Linked DNA regions of Homo sapiens: region 2 is linked to region 1. Evidence: chromatin loops called from intact Hi-C (ENCODE). Cell type or tissue: GM12878. All regions are shown on one strand. Each heading gives the region's core, and the rest is flanking DNA. Links, peaks and the distances in the headings are about the cores only.

What was found. Peaks named below come from ENCODE experiments on the same cell type or tissue, not always from the same donor. Only the 100,000 strongest peaks of a DNase experiment are listed, where the experiment ranks them.
Region 2: a loop joins it to region 1, with 6 times the contacts of the local background. A loop is called at or near these places in 1 of 110 quality-filtered maps.

Annotation. Positions count from the first base shown.
Region 1 is chr9:79,476,302-79,481,321 of GRCh38, forward strand. It overlaps LOC124902328 (a long non-coding RNA gene), which reads right to left and starts at 3,861. Exons shown (of 3, transcript XR_007061902.1): 1 at 3,779-3,861. RefSeq lists a silencer at 2,361-2,410. In GM12878, for the core only: a CTCF peak has its summit at 2,354 (motif pointing right); a DNase peak (open chromatin) is centred at 2,300.
Region 2 is chr9:79,524,287-79,529,306 of GRCh38, forward strand. All of the region lies in intron 2 of LNCARSR (lncRNA regulator of Akt signaling associated with HCC and RCC), which reads right to left. Among named protein-coding and RNA genes, the nearest start is that of LNCARSR, 41 kb to the right of the region's middle. In GM12878, for the core only: no CTCF peak of the experiment used is centred there; a DNase peak (open chromatin) is centred at 2,325.

The DNA of each region.
Region 1 (5,020 bases), core at 548-4,547:
ATGAAATAATATTAATATATCCTTGCTAATGTCAGCAATTCTTATAATATTAATAATATTAACATAGATAATATCATTTTCACCTATGTTTACGGACTTTCTGGGCACCCCGCACAATATGACCCCAAATGTAATTTTTAACATGTGTATATATGTTATATATTTAAAACACCAGAAAAATATACAGCAAAATTTCAACAGTGGTTTTCTCTGTGAGGTGAACTTATGTAGCATTTTAATTTTCTTCTTTACTTATCTGATTTTTCCAGTGTTTCTAATATCAGCATGTGTTACTTTTGTATTGAGAAAAAATTAAAAATAAAAAACAACAGAATGCAACAGAATAAATTGTGTGTCCACACCATTACTGTACAATGCACTGGTAGGTAAACTATACAATAGACCTGTTTAGATACTTGGAATAATGGTTGTGAGACCCACACTTTGAAGATACATGGCATGTTTTAAGAATTTAGAGAGGAAAGAAGCGACAGGAAAAGACGAGTAGCAAGAAATATCAGAAGGTCCAAATGTCTGTCTCCTAAGGCATTTATAAGAACCTCTGTGCAATCATTTTCTCTTCATGGGAAAGGAAAGAATGTGATAGAGTGGTTTCTTCATCTTTGATTTCTTCTGTTTTCTTTGACTATATCACCAAAAGCCTTCTGGAAACACACTTAAAGATCCATATATATTTAAATTAAATAGAATATGCTCTTGAGACATTACCAGAAAGAGTCACATATAGATAAATCATAGGCTTGTGCTAGGCATTTTTAAATATAAAAGTGGTTTTAATGTGTGTGATAAAATAACAGAAACAAACTATTGGTTAGGTTTATGAGGATTAACAGAAGACAATATGCTTGTGCTAGTCTGCAACCAGTTCCAGGAGAGTTATTGTGTAATGCGAATGTGTCTATGTAGAATTATTACTATAATCTACAGCAGTGGTTGGACCCAAGTTCCCCCACAATAACACAGATTGAATTATGAAATCTAATAACTTTGGAGAGAGCTTTGTCCTGAAACTGAATGTGTCCGGTGGTTTTTATGTCTCTCAGACCTCTTATAGATTGTTTTCTCTGCCACAATTTCTATAGCCTTATAAAACTTCTCATATGTTTAACCTGTATGCACGAAACCCATGAGATGAAAGTCCAATACTGCCGAGGTAGCAATTGCTTTCCCTGTAAGGAAGACCACATGTTCCCATAAACTTTAAAGGCAGAGCATAATTTTACTTTTCTCTCATGGAATATTTCTAATACTTAAGTGTATACAACATGACCCAAGCATATTTGAGGTATATTCAAAAGCTGTCCAAGGACAAAAGTGAAAATATTCAGGAATGCAAACAGTTCTGTGTATTCATGAAGGGCTGGCCATTCCATCACAGAACACTGACTTTATGTCTCATTGGCATATGTTTCTCTTGCTTTTGAGAAAATGACTTGTAGGTTATTGTAAGGAAAGAGTTTCTATTCTGTAGATGTTGCCACTAGCAGATGAAGACCTAAGCCCTCCCCAACCATCTTCCCCAAAATAACTACTGTACCACAGCAGCACCACACCGTCCTGTAGTCCTGTACTGTACAAGACACCACACTGTCTTCACCAAACCACGTCTGAATAGAAGAACTCCACAGAGCAGTTTGATTGAGATGACCATGTTGCTTGCCATTTCGGTACATTTTTAATAAAAATTCTTTCACCTTGATCAATCCATGCTCTTCAATTTAGAACTGAGACACATTATGATACAGTATTAACACTTGAAATCATCTTATAACTGCTTGCTTTCATATTTGGCATCACTATTGTACCACCTTAGAAACTGCTTCTATTGACCTTTAGATTAAAAATATGTTGAATTATCATGATTGACACTTTTAAAATGACTCATTCTTGCCAAACACAGCATAACAACTTTTTAACATTCCCTTTTCTTTACAACTGCCACAACTTTCATTATGTGAAATATGGCTGTATTATACACCACCTCTCATTGCCTAACATGATTTTTTTTCAGAGTTCAGGAAGATTTACATTTGGAGCTAAATGTTTCAGTGATTGCTCTGTTGGGTTTCATTATACCAGTGTAGTTAATCAAAGCAAGTCTGGCCTTGCTACCATGATTCACTGTATGGTTTTTTGAACTTAATCATTTACACAGAATGAATATACACATTATCACCAGGGCTGGATTTCTTTAACAGCCTGCATGACACGGTACTGTAATGCCTTTGTCAACTGCTAGTTTTCCCAGGGACTCTGCAGTTTGCTGGGGGTTTTGATAAGACATTTCACTGATGGGCTTTCGGTTAGAAAAAGGCAAGTGGGAAACCCCTAGGTGGAGCTGCAGAGAGCAGACGAAAGGCCCACTGACTTGTGTATCACCAAGTGGGGCTAACGGGGAATCCTTTCATTTGTACAGAGTGTTTCTTTTCATAGTGTGTGTGGTCTTCACAATCATAATTAACAAGTAACTTTTCTTCACTCTCATTCCTAATCCCATCATAAATTATTGGCTGTTGGCATCTGGGCAGGGTTTGGCAGACCTTGAATTTTAAGTCAGCCTGAGAGAATTACAGGGATTGTTGTCTCTAAACTGAAGAAGCTAATTGTATAAGCATTAACACATGTGAACCAGGCCTACCAAGCCTAATTTCTGAGCAGCCAGAAACGATGCTCCTATGGACACCAGATTCCTTAGCAAAAAGCAGACTTGCATTTGACCAGAACCAGTGGAGAGCCTGTTCCAGGCCCATGGAATCCAATGTCAATTTTTCAGGAATTCTATGAGCTGGTTCTTAAACGCCACCATTATTTAAAATCAAAATATATAACCTTTTAATTAAATAAATTATATTTTTAAAAAGATGGTAAATACTCAAAACTCATCACTTCCTAAATATTCTACCCCGTCATGCAATTTTTTACACCCTTGGTTATTCGTGTCTATCATATCTGGATGGGGGAAATGCTATGGAATTTCACAACTCTGCATTCAGTGTTGTCATGTTGGTAGACTGAAATCAGCCACAATGGGAGTATTTGTATCATGGAAATAACAAATGCTACAAACCAAGGCTTCATTTGTTGCTTTGCCTCTGCCTTGTGTGTAAGGGAAGTACTATTTAATTTTACCTACCAGAACACTAAGTCTCAGAAAAGTTCAGTAAATGATTTTGGCCCTAGGATTCCACTGCAGGGTTTTCTGACTTTGCAAATCCATTATCTTAAGTCTTCTGTTCTATACCTCCCTTTAGCGGGGTTTTCCTGCCACTGTACTATATACACTCATAAAAACTCTCAGTGGCATTAACTGCTGTTTGGTTGGTGTATTCATTGTATGTCTTGGGTAAGGTATAACAAGTATGTTTAAATTGCATATGCGTTTTTTTTCCAAAGAACCAGTTATACATTTACCAACATTTCATTATCCAGGGTTCAAGCCTTGATTGAAACAAATCTACCCCCAGAACATACTGAAAAGTACTTTCTGGAAATAAATATATTTCTGTTCATTAAAAAATCCAATTACTAGAATTTACAAGTTATTAAACGTCTCATTGCTTTTCTTCAACCACTCTTTCAGACTCGGCATCACTACCCCTAACTTTGCTTTCCGGCATTTCTCAAAATGTTCCCATTTGGTTTCAACATTTAAGCAACATGAAGGCTATGGAATCAGAAATGTGAAAAGGAGGCAGTTATACAGACATGCAAAAATGCACCAGCCCGAGTGCACAGGCTTAAGGGTATGTGCACTTACCCTTTTTTGATTTGAAAGAATCAGGTATTGGACTACCTGAGCCTGTCTTCTTTGCATGCCATTCTGATTTGCTTTCCATGGAGAAAACGACCCGTCTATGGGAAACTGGGGTAATTTTTCAATCAAATACTGCATTGCTGATATAGGATGAAGGAAATGGGTGGCATGGTTGCTGAGAGACAGACTGCAAGTCTCATAAAATTATATTGGGCCTACCCACTTCTGTTTCAGATTTCCGTAGCATTCTTTGTGAGGATAGTCACAAAAGAAGTACTAAGTTGCTGTGTGTGTGTGTGTGTGTGTGTGTGTGTGTGTGTGTGTGTGTGTGTTTATCTTACCAGCTTTGTCTGATATTTAAATTTTGTTCGGGTGAAAGAATAAAAAGTACACATGCTCTATGAGTGGAACCTCTCTAATGGAATATTTTATCCCCAGCCCCATATGCAAAGCTCTTTAAATGGTGATTCAGAAATCTGACCTGACACATTTCAGTCTTTCTGTTCATCATTGGTACCATACGCAGCAAGAATTACCTTCAGCTTTACTGCTGACCCTGGAAGTCACTGTACTCTCACGACTTTATCTACAAGGGCATGAAGATTGTTTCTTCAAAACTCTTAGTCACGGCAAATACTTTCCACGTGTGTACTGCCATCAACATTGTTGCCTGTTTGGTAGCTTTTGATGGAATGAAACTGACAAGTTTCTGCCTCACACCTGACTTGAGAAAGGCCCTTAGATACTTACAATGGAAATTGTTTGGAGTGTTGCAGTTAGATACAAATCATGCTCTAACTTTCCAAGAAGCTTTGTTACAACATGCAAAACAAACAAAAGAAAGGTAGCAAAACTCTTCAAGCAGTTAAAATTGTTACGCAAAAGCAAAAGCAAGTACAGAGGGTAATAGAATTCATTGAACTGTAAAACCTAAAAACAAAAGAACTGAATTCAGCTAATCACAAATTTTGTCAATTGTTGATTTTTTGTTTTTATTCTCTCTTACTAAAAATGCACTACAGCAGGCGTTTTTCCTTATACATGTATACATTTCCTCCTCAGTTGGACTAAGAATAAAGTATTGTGCAAACAGTAGGTGCATGAAAATTCTAGTCCACTAACTGACTTTAAAAGCTGTGGGATTCTACAAATTGACCCATTAAGCAGCTGTTCCCACCTTTGTCCTATGAACACTAAAATGCACGGTTAGACCTCAAATTGGTTTGGTAGTGACAATCTTGTCTG
Region 2 (5,020 bases), core at 613-4,612, 48 kb after region 1:
CTGCAGTTCCTATCTTGCAGTGAAGGATATAATACTAGCAATGATCTTTTCTTAGTAGAGATTGAGACTATGGAACAGAGTTCTTTAATCAAGGTGCAGATAACAGAAAGCCTGACTTACAGAGATCCAAACAAATAGGCATTTTATTCTTCTCTTACAACAGAATCCCTGAAGTCAGTGGTTACTGGCATTGAGTCAGCAGTTCAGGAATGAATCAGGGACCTGGATCTTGTTTTCTCATCCTACCATTCTTGAAAGTTGGCTTTTACCTTCTTGCTTGCAATTGTAAAAGCCTATTGTACCTTTAGGCATTATCTACATGGATGGAGAGAGGTGATGAAGAGGCCCCCTCCTCAATCAAGTTTGCATTATTGTTCAGGAAAGAAACCCCTCCCTGCTAGCCCTCCCATTACACTTCACTGGCAAGAGCTGAGTCACATGCCCACTCTTAGATCAATCACAGGCCAAGAGGAATACAATTATCTTAGCCGTATAAACCAATCAGATATATAGGGATGCCAATTTTTTGTAATGGTTGCATAGTATTCCATTGTACAGAAATAAGTGGTTCTCTATTGATGGACTTTAGATTGCTTTCAATCTTACACTATTGCAAGCTATGCTGCAATGACTATTTCTGGAATTATGCTATTTTGCACAATTGCTACTTTATTTGAAAAAAAAATCTAGAAGTACAAATTATTTTAACCAATTTTAAATGGAAACAATGTTCCAAAATACGTAGTGCACAATGAAACATGATGACATGTTTATGAACATTATTTTTAGGTTGATTGATCTGATTTAATGATGTTTCATTCATTGATTCAACAATTATTTTTAGATTCACTACTGTAGAGAGAGCTCTGTATAATTTCAAGGAATACAACCATAATCTTTGCTTTCAAAGGACATAAAAGTTTGAGAATTTAGCAGGCTGAAGTTAATTAATTTAAAACTTTTTCTAATTTAATGTGTGTTTTACTATTGATAATGTTCAAATGGAGGCAATTAATCGACCTTTTTCTCCCTAAGGTGTATATAATCATTTTTCCAATAGGGAAAAGCAATCCTTCAAAATTTTAGACACTTTACTAAAATAACTTATCAGCCTTAGGGTTGCTATTAATATATTAATTTTGTCATTGTTATGGTGACTTCAAATAAGTCTAGTTTGCAGTTTGACACACTGATTCCTCTGGGGTTTTTTCTACACTTTAAGGTTTCACTGTGCTTCCTTGGATATAAGTTTTGTAAAACAGTTCCTGAAGGAGAGGGAACAATAGCCCAACTCTTAAAGAACAAAATATTATTTTCAAGATTTTTTTGCCACATATTTTTCAGGAAAGAATTCAGAAGTAAAGGCATTCGTTAAAATTTTTTCAAACCTAAGTGTAGGACACTAAAGACACCCATTCTACGAAATTGACACTTACAGAGCTGACAAATTGCATAAAGGGTCTTTGTGGATATTGATACTAGTTATGCAGACAAAAGAGGCTCTCCACCAAGAATTTATCAAGGGAGTCTACAGAAAAACTAATTGCCCAAATCTCAGAATATTCCTAGCTAGTGTTGTTAAGGAATAAATAATAACAAACAATTAAGACACCAAGTATAAGGAAACAAATATCTTAAGGTTACAAAAGCAATTCATCTAAATTGAGGACCTCCATGAAGAGGGTTTGAGTCAGATCTAGAGCTGTAGTCCAGATTTGAAGTGAATTGCTAGTTTTTGTAGAGCCAGGGAAAGCCCTGGCTTCAGAACGGTGTTGTGATTGGGAGCATAGTGATGGCTGAGGATAGGATGCTGTGGATCATATCCTCAGCATTTGATAGTGGAAGCATCCCATGAGTCAATGATTTACCTTCTGAGTCTCAGTTTCTTCAGCTATTTGACAAAGATAATATGCCTACTTTTATTCAAGACCTGAACAAAAAGAATCTAATGTAACTACTAGACAATCTGCAATGTGTTGAAACTTGCATATGAGTATGCTGTTTGGTTTTTGCTGGGCACCTTGGTTAGCATATCACTAAAGACTTTCCCAGGCCTGACCTGAGCCTTCTTTTCCAGCACCACCTGTCTTTACACCTTACCTCATAAATTTCACTTTCAGGAAAAAAAAAAAAACTCCCCATAATGCCACATCGTAGTTCCCCATGCTGTTTCACATCTCTGTTCCTCTTGCCTGGAATACTTGCTCTGTTTTCCTCATGACTAGCTCAAGGGTAACATCCACCAGTGGTGTTTTGCTCACCACTTGCTTTCTCACAGGGACAAGTCATGCATGTGCATGTGTACCCATGTGTGTTGGGAATGGGAAGAGGAAAGATGGCAGGAAATGGGCAATGAGGCTTGTTGTGGTTTGAGTTTGTTCCCCACAAAGTTCATGTGTTAGAGACTTAGTGGCCATTATAACACTATTAAGAGGTGAAGCCTTTAAGAGGTGATTAGGCCAAGAGGGCTACATCCTCATGAATGGAGTAATGCTGTTATCTTGGGAGCTGGTTAGTTATTGAGGGAGTGGGTTCTTGATAAAAGGGTAAGTTTGGCCCCACTTCCTTCTGTCCCACATGCTTGCTTGCTCTCTGCCATGGGATAATGTGGCATGAAGGCCCTCACCAGAAGCCAGCACCATGCTCTTGGACTTCCCAGCCTCCAGTACCATGAGCCAAATAAAGTTTCATTTGTATAAATTACCTAATCTGTGGTATTCTGTTATAGCAGCAGTAAACAGAGACAAGTAAAACAAGGCTGAAGAGGTCTTTCAAGACCAGATTGAGAAGGGCTTTACATGTTACAGTAAGGAGTTTTACCTAATATTATGGGCAAAATCTTAGGGAGGTTACAGAGTATTTTAGTAATGAGAGGATCAGATATTTTTTATTTAGGAAATGATCTGACTGCAGTGAGGAGGATTGACTGGAGAGAAAGAAAATGTCACAAATCCAAATAGGGCTTGCCAGACAAAGAAAAATTTCACTATACATTGTCTTCTCCTCTCCTTTGGAGTTTCCAGAAGTTAGTGGGTTTGTGCATGGGTCCAGTGAGGGTGGTATTTCACGGGAATCCTGGAGACTTATAAAGCATCATGAAGTGAGTGTTGGGGTCCCTGAGGCATGAGTCTAATTGTGGCAGCCCAGCCTCTCCCCAAGGTCTGCTCTCAGCCACTCTCTCTTTACAACAGAAGATAGAGGACAACATTAATATATTCTAATAATAAAAAATAGAGGGAAAGCCATATAAATAGGGGAAGACAGCAAATGAAGAAGGAGCATGCTTAGAAGGGCAGTTACCACCTGGGCGCTGTAGCTCACACCTGCAGTCCCAGCACTTTGAGAGGCCAAGGCGGGTGGATCATGAGGTCAAGAGATAGAGACCATCCTGGCCTGGCCAACATGGTGAAACTCAGTCTCTACTAAAAATACAAAAATTAGATGGGTGTGGTGGCACGTGGCTGTAGTCCCAGCTACTCAGGAGGCTGAGGCAGGAGTATCTCTTGAACCTGGGAGGTGGAGGTTGCAGTGAGCCAAGATCGTGCCACTGTACTCCAGCCTGGCAACAGAGTGAAACTCTGTCTCAAAAAAAAAAAAAAAAAAGAAGAAAAAAAAAAGGACAGTTACCATTTTTGTTCATCACCTCTCTGCCAGTGGCTTTTCCTTTTACAGTAGTCCTCAACTCAAATTTTAGAATGCACTGGAATCATCTGGAGGGCTCATTAAACCATAGACTCAGTGATTCTGATTCTATAGGTTTAAAGTAGGGCCAATAATTTGCGTTTCTAACAAGGTCCCTTGATAGGCTGATGCTGCTGGCCCAGGAACCACACTTTCAGAAACAGTCTTATTTTCTCTCTTGAACACCTCAATAACATAGCAGGGTAGTATTAACAGAAGAAGAAACACTTATTGAAGAATTAAGTGGCCAGGCGCGGTGGCTCACGCCTGTAATCCCAGCACTTTGGGAGGCCGAGGTGGATGGATCACGAGGTCAGGAGATCGAGACCATCCTGGCTAACACGGTGAAACCCCGTCTCTACTAAAAATACAAAAAATTAGCCAGGCGTGGTTGTGGGCACCTGTAGTCCCAGCTACTGGGGAGGCTGAGGCAGGAGAATGGCGTGAACCCAGGAGGCGGAGCTTGCAGTGACCCGAGATCGTGCCACTGCACTCCAGCCCAGGCGACAGAGCGAGATTCCATCTCAAAAAAAGAAAAGAAAAGAAAAAAAAAGATTTAAGTAACCTGCCCTCTGCCCTAGGTCAACTAGTAAGTAGGAAACAAAACTTGGAAGTCAGATTCTGTTGGGCTTGAAGTCCACACTTTTTTACCTCACACTCCTCTTTCCTCCACAGATGTCTTGAGACAGAGGACAGGGCAGAGGAAGCTCCCAGCTATTTCCTTTCCATCAGGGTCCAAAGTACCCACAGCACAGAAATATGAGGGTGGAGTTTAAAGGAAAATCTTGTACCTCTGAGCATTTCTTTTTCTCCAGAAACCATTTCAACTCCTTGAGTTCCTCACTGTGGCCCAGAAGGTGATATCCAGATACTTGCATGTGCTCAGATAATATCTCCTCTGAGGGAGGCACAAAATGAGCATCCCACTTTTCTACATGCAAGATAATGCCTGGAAGCGTGTGATCTGTCCACATGCATCTTGCCTTGTATGCCTTTTCAAGCGAGTTCCAGCCTCCCTCATGCTTACATCACTTACCCCCAGCACTTCCAAGTGATTTTATAAGGAATCGCCCCACTGTGCTCCCTGCAGGCCTTTCCCCATTTTTCATAAATATTTCTACATGCTATAGATGTCCCATCAAACCCTGTTTCCAACTTTGAATGATTTGTTTGAATGCCTTCACTTGCTTTTGTCCACTTCGGGCTAGAACAAAAAGAAAACAACAAAACCAAAAAATTAAAAAACAAAAACAAAATCACCCTGGAAAAGCATTTACTTTGAATATACCTGTGCTTTGAAATTAATTGTTTTATCTATAGGTAATAAGTATGTAAAAAG